Linked DNA regions of Homo sapiens: region 2 is linked to region 1. Evidence: chromatin contacts called from ENCODE POLR2A ChIA-PET data. All regions are on one chromosome and are shown on one strand. Each heading gives the region's core, a stretch centred on a gene start or an enhancer-like site at or near the end of the contact. The rest is flanking DNA. Distances are from core to core; before and after follow the strand shown. Region 1 overlaps NFIA-AS2 (NFIA antisense RNA 2). Region 2 overlaps NFIA (nuclear factor I A).

The links. ChIA-PET counts read pairs that join two places held with the same protein, here RNA polymerase II (POLR2A).
Region 2: POLR2A ChIA-PET joins it to region 1 with 15 read pairs in A673. The contact joins two enhancer-like sites. POLR2A ChIA-PET finds 5 or more read pairs at or near these places in 2 of 52 experiments (A673 and MCF 10A).

The regions. Positions count from the first base shown.
Region 1 is chr1:60,961,208-60,965,029 of GRCh38, forward strand. NFIA-AS2 (NFIA antisense RNA 2) reads right to left here. Exons shown (of 7, transcript NR_110617.2): 2 at 2,359-2,597. Among named protein-coding and RNA genes, the nearest start is that of NFIA-AS2, 7.6 kb to the right of the region's middle. Within about 2 kb of position 2,089, at least 2 of the 41 ENCODE cell types and tissues checked have a DNase peak (open chromatin) inside an H3K27ac peak, as active enhancers do.
Region 2 is chr1:61,402,404-61,406,225 of GRCh38, forward strand. NFIA (nuclear factor I A) reads left to right here. Exons shown (of 11, transcript NM_001134673.4): 8 at 1,701-1,879. Among named protein-coding and RNA genes, the nearest start is that of NFIA-AS1, 150 kb to the left of the region's middle. Within about 2 kb of position 1,753, at least 7 of the 41 ENCODE cell types and tissues checked have a DNase peak (open chromatin) inside an H3K27ac peak, as active enhancers do.

The DNA.
Region 1 (3,822 bases), core at 839-3,338:
TGCTTTAATAAGGGCAAAGAAAGATTTACTGGATGTGAGTGCTTTTCATTAGAGAGGACTGAGGGGAAATAAAACATACTGACCCACCAGTGAGGGGCCATGGCATGGCTTCCAGCCTGGTGACTGCCAACCAGACAGGAAGGTGAGTAAGAGGAAGTCAAATGAGACAGCCCCTGGGCCTGAGCTTATCAAAGCATTCGAAAAAAATTTCCACAGATTGCTAGATTGTCTGCTTCCCTTCTGCCTCTCCACACTGCAAACCTCACCACCCAGGAAGCAAGGACACAGTCAGAGTGGCTGCTGCTTACTGAGCCCAAATCCAGGCACCAGCTTGGCCTTTTGGTAAAGATGACCTCTAATCTTCACCTCAACCCTACAAGGAGTGCATAAGTTTCTCCACATTACAAAGAAGGAATCAAAAACTAAAGAAGACACTCAAATGGTGGCACTAGGATTAGAACCCAGATCTCGGCTGGGCCTGGTGGCTCATGCCTGTCATCTCAGCATTTTGGGAGGCTGAGGCAGGAGGACCACTTGGGCCCAGAAGGCCAAGACCAACCTGGGCAACATGGTAAAATCCTGTCTGTACAAAAAATGCAAAAAAAAAAAAAATTAGCTGGGCATGATGGCATGCACCTGTAGTCCTAGCTGCTCAGGAGGCTGAAGTGGGAGGACTGCTTGAGCCCAAGAGCTCAAGGCTGCAGGGATCCATGGTTGCACCACTGTGCTCCAGCCTGGGTGACACAGTGAGACCCTGTAATAAAATAAATTTTAAAAAAACAATCCAGATAACTCTAGCACCAAGGCCTATAATTTAAAATTTTCTGTGGACCTCTATTTTTCCTCTCAAGGCTTTGAGTTGAATACACTCTACCCTGCATAAATTGGCCAAATTTTTATTTTTAATCAGCAATTGCTGTGTGTCAGGGGCCAACCAAGTATTACACCAGTTGATCTTCACAACCAGTTTAGAAGTTGGCCCTATGATTAGTATCCCCATTGTAGAGATCAGTTAACTGAGGCTTGGAGAGTTAACTTGCCCAAGGGTTCTTCAGTTAGCATGCAGCAAAATGGGACCCTGAACACAATGTTGTCAGAATCCAGGTCCTAAACTCTAATCAACTACGTCTTAAAGAAAGTATAAATGAAAAATACAGGTGGCAGTCTAAGAAGACACAGAAGAATGCAAAGACTACATCCATTCATTCAAATGTTCAACAAATACCTATTAAGCTCCGACGGTACCACAAGCATTTTTTTTAACCCTGAGGATATAGTGATGATCAAAAAAGGCTGTCATGGGAATAATTTCTTTCGGAGACAGCAGATGATAATAGAGGAACATATAAGATAAATAAGAAGAATCCTGCAAGAGAGAAGTACAGTGAAGAAAATAAACCAGGGCAAAATGGGAGGGTCTGCTTTATATTGGGTGGTCAGGTAGGTTTCACCCAAGAAAGTTGCCTATAAGCTGAGGCTTCAAGGACAAGAAGGTACTAACCTTGCAAAGGTTTGGTTAAAACACCTTCTAGGCAGGAGAAATAGCGAGTGCCAAGGCCATAAGGCAGGAATGGACTTGATGCCTCCACAGAAGAGGAGGAGGCTGCAGTGATGAGTGAGGGAATGGTAGAAGAGGAGGTCTGAAAGGAGGGGCAGTGAAGTCTCGGGGGCCTGGCAGGTCATCACAAGAAATTAGGTTTCATTCTAATTAAGAGAGGAAGCCATGGAAGCATTTGAACTATTTTCAATGATTTGCATTATAAAAACATAATTTTGACTACTGTTTGGAGGGGACAAGAAGTTGCAGGGAGACAAGAGGGGAGGCCACTGCAGGACTTCAGATGGAGCGATAATGTTAGCTCAGATCAAGTATAAGTTAGCAACATGAAGAAGTGGCCACATCCTGAATGTAACTGGGGAAATTGCTGACCTGACTTGCCACTTTACACTTTTGGAAGTGGACAGGAGCTGCTGCCTTTCTGATACTCCCACATGGTGCCCCCCTGCCAGCTGCTTTCATTATGTTTTGACCGGCTTCTGCCAAGTCAGACTACAAAAACTTCACTGAAATAACAGAATGTGATGCCGTCATCTCCTCTGCACACCCCAGGAGAGGGTTTTATAAAGTTTCACAAACAACAACACCTGCTAGGAAGCCAGACAGCTCCCCTGACCACTGCCCAGGCTGACCCAGACAGAAGAGAGAAGACACTGGCAGAGAACTCCCTGCTCTTCTAAACAGCCCCAGGGGTGGTTTGCCCTGTTCACTGTGGTCAAAGTGGCATTACTACTTCAGAAGAAATAGAAAATGAGGTGAATAGAAAACAGAAGAAAGTTGAGGTCACAATAAGATACCACCTCATATATTTAAAGGAAACTGAGAGACGCTGGGTTTCCTCCTGGCACGTCTGTGAAAATGCGAGAAAGGTCTGTCTACCACCAACTTGTTTAAACCAGGGGAAATTCATCAGAAGGATAATGAAGAACTTGACAGGGAGCATTCCTTTGTGTCATGTTCTCAGGAGTGAAGACAGCTGGTGGCATGCAATCGTCTGCAGGTCTGACTCAGGGAGACAGAAGGTTGGGCACAAGGTGAACTGTCAGGAGAAAAAAAAATTGAGAGAACCTTAGAGAAGATGACCTTTGTACATAATTGATCTGACAGAGCACTGCCCACCCCATCACTACAGCTGAAATATGGCCACTCTCCCATGTGGGAATGCACTTGCGTTTAAGGGCACCAGACGCCATCTATTAAGGAAAGTGTTTAAGCAGGAAGGATAACATGTCTGTCAGTCTGAGCTAGTGATTCTGGGGACTCAAACACCATGCCAGAGTCCAGGATTAAAAAAATTCTACCTCTATTCTAAATAAAAAGGAATTTTATTCATCAAATGAACAAAGGAACAGAGTGAATGGCTTATGACAACCTCCCCTCCTGACATTTGGTTTGTTAGTTGTACTCAGGGAAAAAATGTTGTCCACTCTAGAGAACTTCATAAAAAGTGGTTCTAGAATTATTCTCAGCTACTTGAGTTTGCTAATTCCTAAGGGTAGGGTAAAAGTTGTCCATTATTTCATCAACAAATATTTATTTAGTATTCATCATTCTGCTAGGAACAATATTAAACAAGATAGGCACACCAGCCCTGCCCTCATGAACTTAACAATTCAGTCAGCTTTCAGGCCTTTTCAGATATTTAGGCATATGTATTAGTCTGTTCTCATATTGCTATAAAGGACTGCCCAATACTGGGTAATTTATAAAGAAAAAGGTTTAATTGACTCACAGCTCTGCATGGCTGGGGAGGCCTCAGGAAACTTACAATCATGGCAGAAGGGGAAGGAAGCACAACCCTCTTCACATGATGGCAGGAAAGAGAAGTGCCAAGCAAAAGTGGGAAAAGCCCCTTATAAAACCAACATAACTCTTGAGAACTCACTCACTATCACAATAACAGCAGCATGGGGTAACCTCCCCCATAATTCAATTACCTCCCACTGGGTCCCTCCCACAACACATGGGGATTATGGGAACTACAACACAAGGTGAGATTTGGAGATTTGGGTGGGGACACAGACAAACCATATCATTTCTCTCCAGTCCCTCCCAAATCTCAAGTCCTCACATCATTTCAAAACATAATTATCCCTTCCCAACAGTCCCCCAAAGTTTTAACTCATTCCAGCATTAACCTAAAAGTCCAAGTCAAAAGTTTCATCTAAGACAAGGCAAGTGCCTTCCACCTATAAGCCTATAAAATCAAAAACATGTTACTTCCAAGATACAATGGGGATACAGGCATTGGGTAGATACACTTG
Region 2 (3,822 bases), core at 503-3,002, 440 kb after region 1:
AGCAAATTTTATTCTATGTTTAACGGTATGATTATCTTATTAACCTCTGTTTATTCAGTCATTCACTGCACATTCAACAAATATTTATTGAGTGCCAGACTCAGTTCTGGGGATATTGCAGTGGGTTGAAAAGGTATTTACGAAGATGGAGAAGGCTGGGAGAAGTGTAAGCTTGAGAGGAGAAGGTAATGAAAATTCTGATTCAAATAGGTTATGTTTGAGACATCCTCAATTGTATGACCGATGGCAAAATTTCATCTGTTTTGGCTCAGATTTGTTTCTTGAGCCCATAGTAGGAGCCTATGAATATTTATTGGGCAGATTAAAGATTGCATAAATTAAAGGGTTGCACCAGACCACCTGCAAGACATGGATTGGAAAGTTGCTTCCCCTCCAATCGCCCATTTCCAGTCTTTTTGAAAACTACAGATGTCACTCTGAACCCCATAGCATGAGCCATTTCAGTCATTAGTCAGAAAGTGCCCCAATCATGAGGAGATCCCGGTAGGGAACAAAGAACCTATGCCCAGCAACTAATACAGATGCATTCTTTTTCACAGCCTTTAGCCATGCAAGTGGGATAGTGGTAGAAGTGATGGCCTGTCTTACTGAGTTTCTCTTCAGTATTATGAGTCATTCTTGGTATTGGAAAGGTCTTATTTTCCAAAATGTGGACATTCCTGTGATTTTCAGTTTAAAGATTTAAACCGAAGAAAGGAAAGATAAATACTTTCATCTCCTCTAATTTGGGAGAGGTTTCTCTGGCTCTCATTGAGAAGCAAGAGCTGCTGCTATCTTGGCTTGACTTGGTTTGAATATCTGCAACCTTCCCATGCACTGCTCTTATCCTCCAGCCAGTTTTATCAATCATCCTTCTAATTCAAGGGCAAAAGTTCTCTTAGAGAAGTTATTAGGCACCTCACATAAGTTTTTTTAATCTAATGTAATCTTCTTGTTCACATGAAATTTACCAGGGTTCAAATGTAAGGGAGCAGTAGTTGTCTGAGTCTTTTATCAGTTTTTATGGGCACAGGGCCAACATTTTAGCAGGGGTCACTGCCTGCTTACCCTGTGGGTTCCCCTGCTGTAACATATGTGCATTTCTGAGTTTGTCTTTGAAATGGCATCTGAAGGCGACATAAACCATCCGTGTAAAGTGAGGCACCCAAATTGCATGGGCTCATTAAGTGATCATTTACTACATACTTCAAAAAATTTTCATCCTGAATTAGTCCCTAGAAATTTCCTTGAAAGGGGTATAAGAGGTTTAACAATGAATTATTGTCTATGGATAGCTCAGCGTGAAAGGGGATCCATATGTGCAAACTAGAATTTGTCATATGTAATGTCAGTTAAGTCAGGTCTAATCTACCAAATACATTTTTTATTGCTTGCTTCATTAAAAAGGCTCTTAAGGTAATGAATAATCTTCAGCCTCACCAAGGATTATTAATGCCTTTATAACTCATGTCCACTGAAAATAGAAAGACAGCTTGAAACTCTACCCTAATCTAACCTCCGTGTTTGTCTTAGAGCCTTAAGGAAGAAAATCTGTCAGACCTATCCAGTGTTAAATTCAGTCACATGAGCAATATTGTGAATCGGGCCAGGAAGAGAAATAAAGGAGGAAGTTGAATCGGGTTCAGCTATGACAAAGCAGGTCTTTCTTTTCATAACCCTGATGTTTTCTTTTCCTGCAGCAAGTCCGCATGCAACACCATCGACTCTTCATTTCCCGACATCACCCATTATCCAGCAGCCTGGGCCTTACTTCTCACACCCAGCCATCCGCTATCACCCTCAGGAGACGCTGAAAGAATTTGTCCAACTTGTCTGCCCTGATGCTGGTCAGCAGGCTGGACAGGTGGGGTTCCTCAATGTAAGGAAACCTCTTTTTTTCCATTTCTTTAGAAATGTTAGCCGAATATAAAAATAACAAGGGGAGACCTTATGATCATGTGACGTTGTGCTCTAATGTTGTGCTGACTGACTGCAGGCAAATGTCATATTTATTCTAGATTGTGGGAAAGTTAACTTGGTCTAAGAGTGATTAGTCAGGGTTTAAAAACAGTGTTTGTGTTAAGTTTGCAACTGTCAAGTTTATGGATATAAATCAGCTCAAGGGTGAACTATATAACCTTCTAAGTTCTGTGGGCTGATCATTCCACCTCGTGCATTCTAACCCCAGGGCTCATACAGTTAACAAAATAGAAAGACCAAGTAGTTTTAAATAATGATTTGGGGTGGTAGAGAAAGGTAGGGAGATGAAGGGGACAGATGTTTCAGATCAACTAAGTTGATATTTTTGAAAAATACAGTCTTGTAACACTTTAGATCAAGTTGACCAGTACTTGAACTCAAGATGCTGAAAGTACAGTTTATTATGGTTTGTTATTTCTGCAAGTCATTATCTTTCCCACTTATCTTGGTATAAAGCTAAACAGTGTTCAATAGCTTCACATGAATGTTTTTATTTTTCCTCAAATAAACCAAATAATCACAATTTGAAATGGCATTCCAAATGTAAAAGTGATTTTTAAAAATCAGAAATTTTATTTCAAATATAGGATTAGATGTTTACAGTGGAAAGCTGTATCTCAAGGCCAATAATAATAAACAACGACCAGCATAAAGCCAAATTTGATTTTCCTTTTCTACTAATAACTGTGCATGAAGTCACAGACTAGCCATAATTATTACTGGCCAATTTAGGATAGTATGTCACACCATCCTGTCACCGATTTTTTTCACTTGCAGAAATACCTGATTCTGCATATCTGCGCCAGAACAGGCAGCTTTGACTAATGTCTGGTGATGTGTTAGCAGATACATTTCTGTCTAGACAACAAATCAATATGGTGCCTCTTTTCTTTTTGCTTGTACATTCATTTGCTTGGCTTATTCTAAAGCATTCACTTATGGACTCTCAGCCCACTCAGAAATAACGCAAAGGCAAGGTTGCTGGCAAGAAAGCACAGCATTCTGATCGTCAGACGAGGTAGTCTTTGAGGAGCAATACTAAATATATAAGTACTAAATATATAAGTAAATGTTGATGGGGGAGTGAGACTGCCTCTGTAGAATTATTAAGCTTAAATGTAAAAGCCTGGGACAGCAGAATCTCCTTCAACCGAATTTTGATTGGGGACTAAATGTGAACTGTTGTCGTTGGTTGAATAGAGGCCTCTTGGGAAACAATGAAAAAACTGAGCTGATCACCAGCATCAAGCATCTGACTTCTAAATTATTAACCATTTTTGTAATAGTCCTGACACCCTATATAACTGTCAAATGCCCAGTTTTGCATTTTGATCAGAATTTTATAGGACTTAAGGCAGGTCTCTTCATGAAACTATTTTGAAAAAATTGAAAATAAAATGGGTTTTATTGCTCTCTTTGGAGGGGAATTTTTTGTTAAAGAGCTGTTATTTGGTTGTTTTAACATCAGGCAGCAAAATAAATATGACTCTTATGGCATATGCTTATATAATTTAAATCAAAATTAGAAGTGATATTTTTCCCTAGCAGACTTCTGACAGCTGAATTCTAAAGTTTCTGTGCCTGATGTTATACAATATGTGAACAAAATTTTCTATGTTCACTTAACACATTTATTAAATGTTATATAATATCAACTTTGAAGAGTGAAAATAAAATATTACTTTTTTATCTCAAGTGCATATTTAGGAAAATTTATTCTATCTATGTAAAGAAACATAGTGGAATAATGCCACAGTCCATAAAACACTTAGATATTAAATATTTAATAATCATGAGAAAGATAATGAAGGTAGCAGTTAATACAGAAAAATACAAAAGATT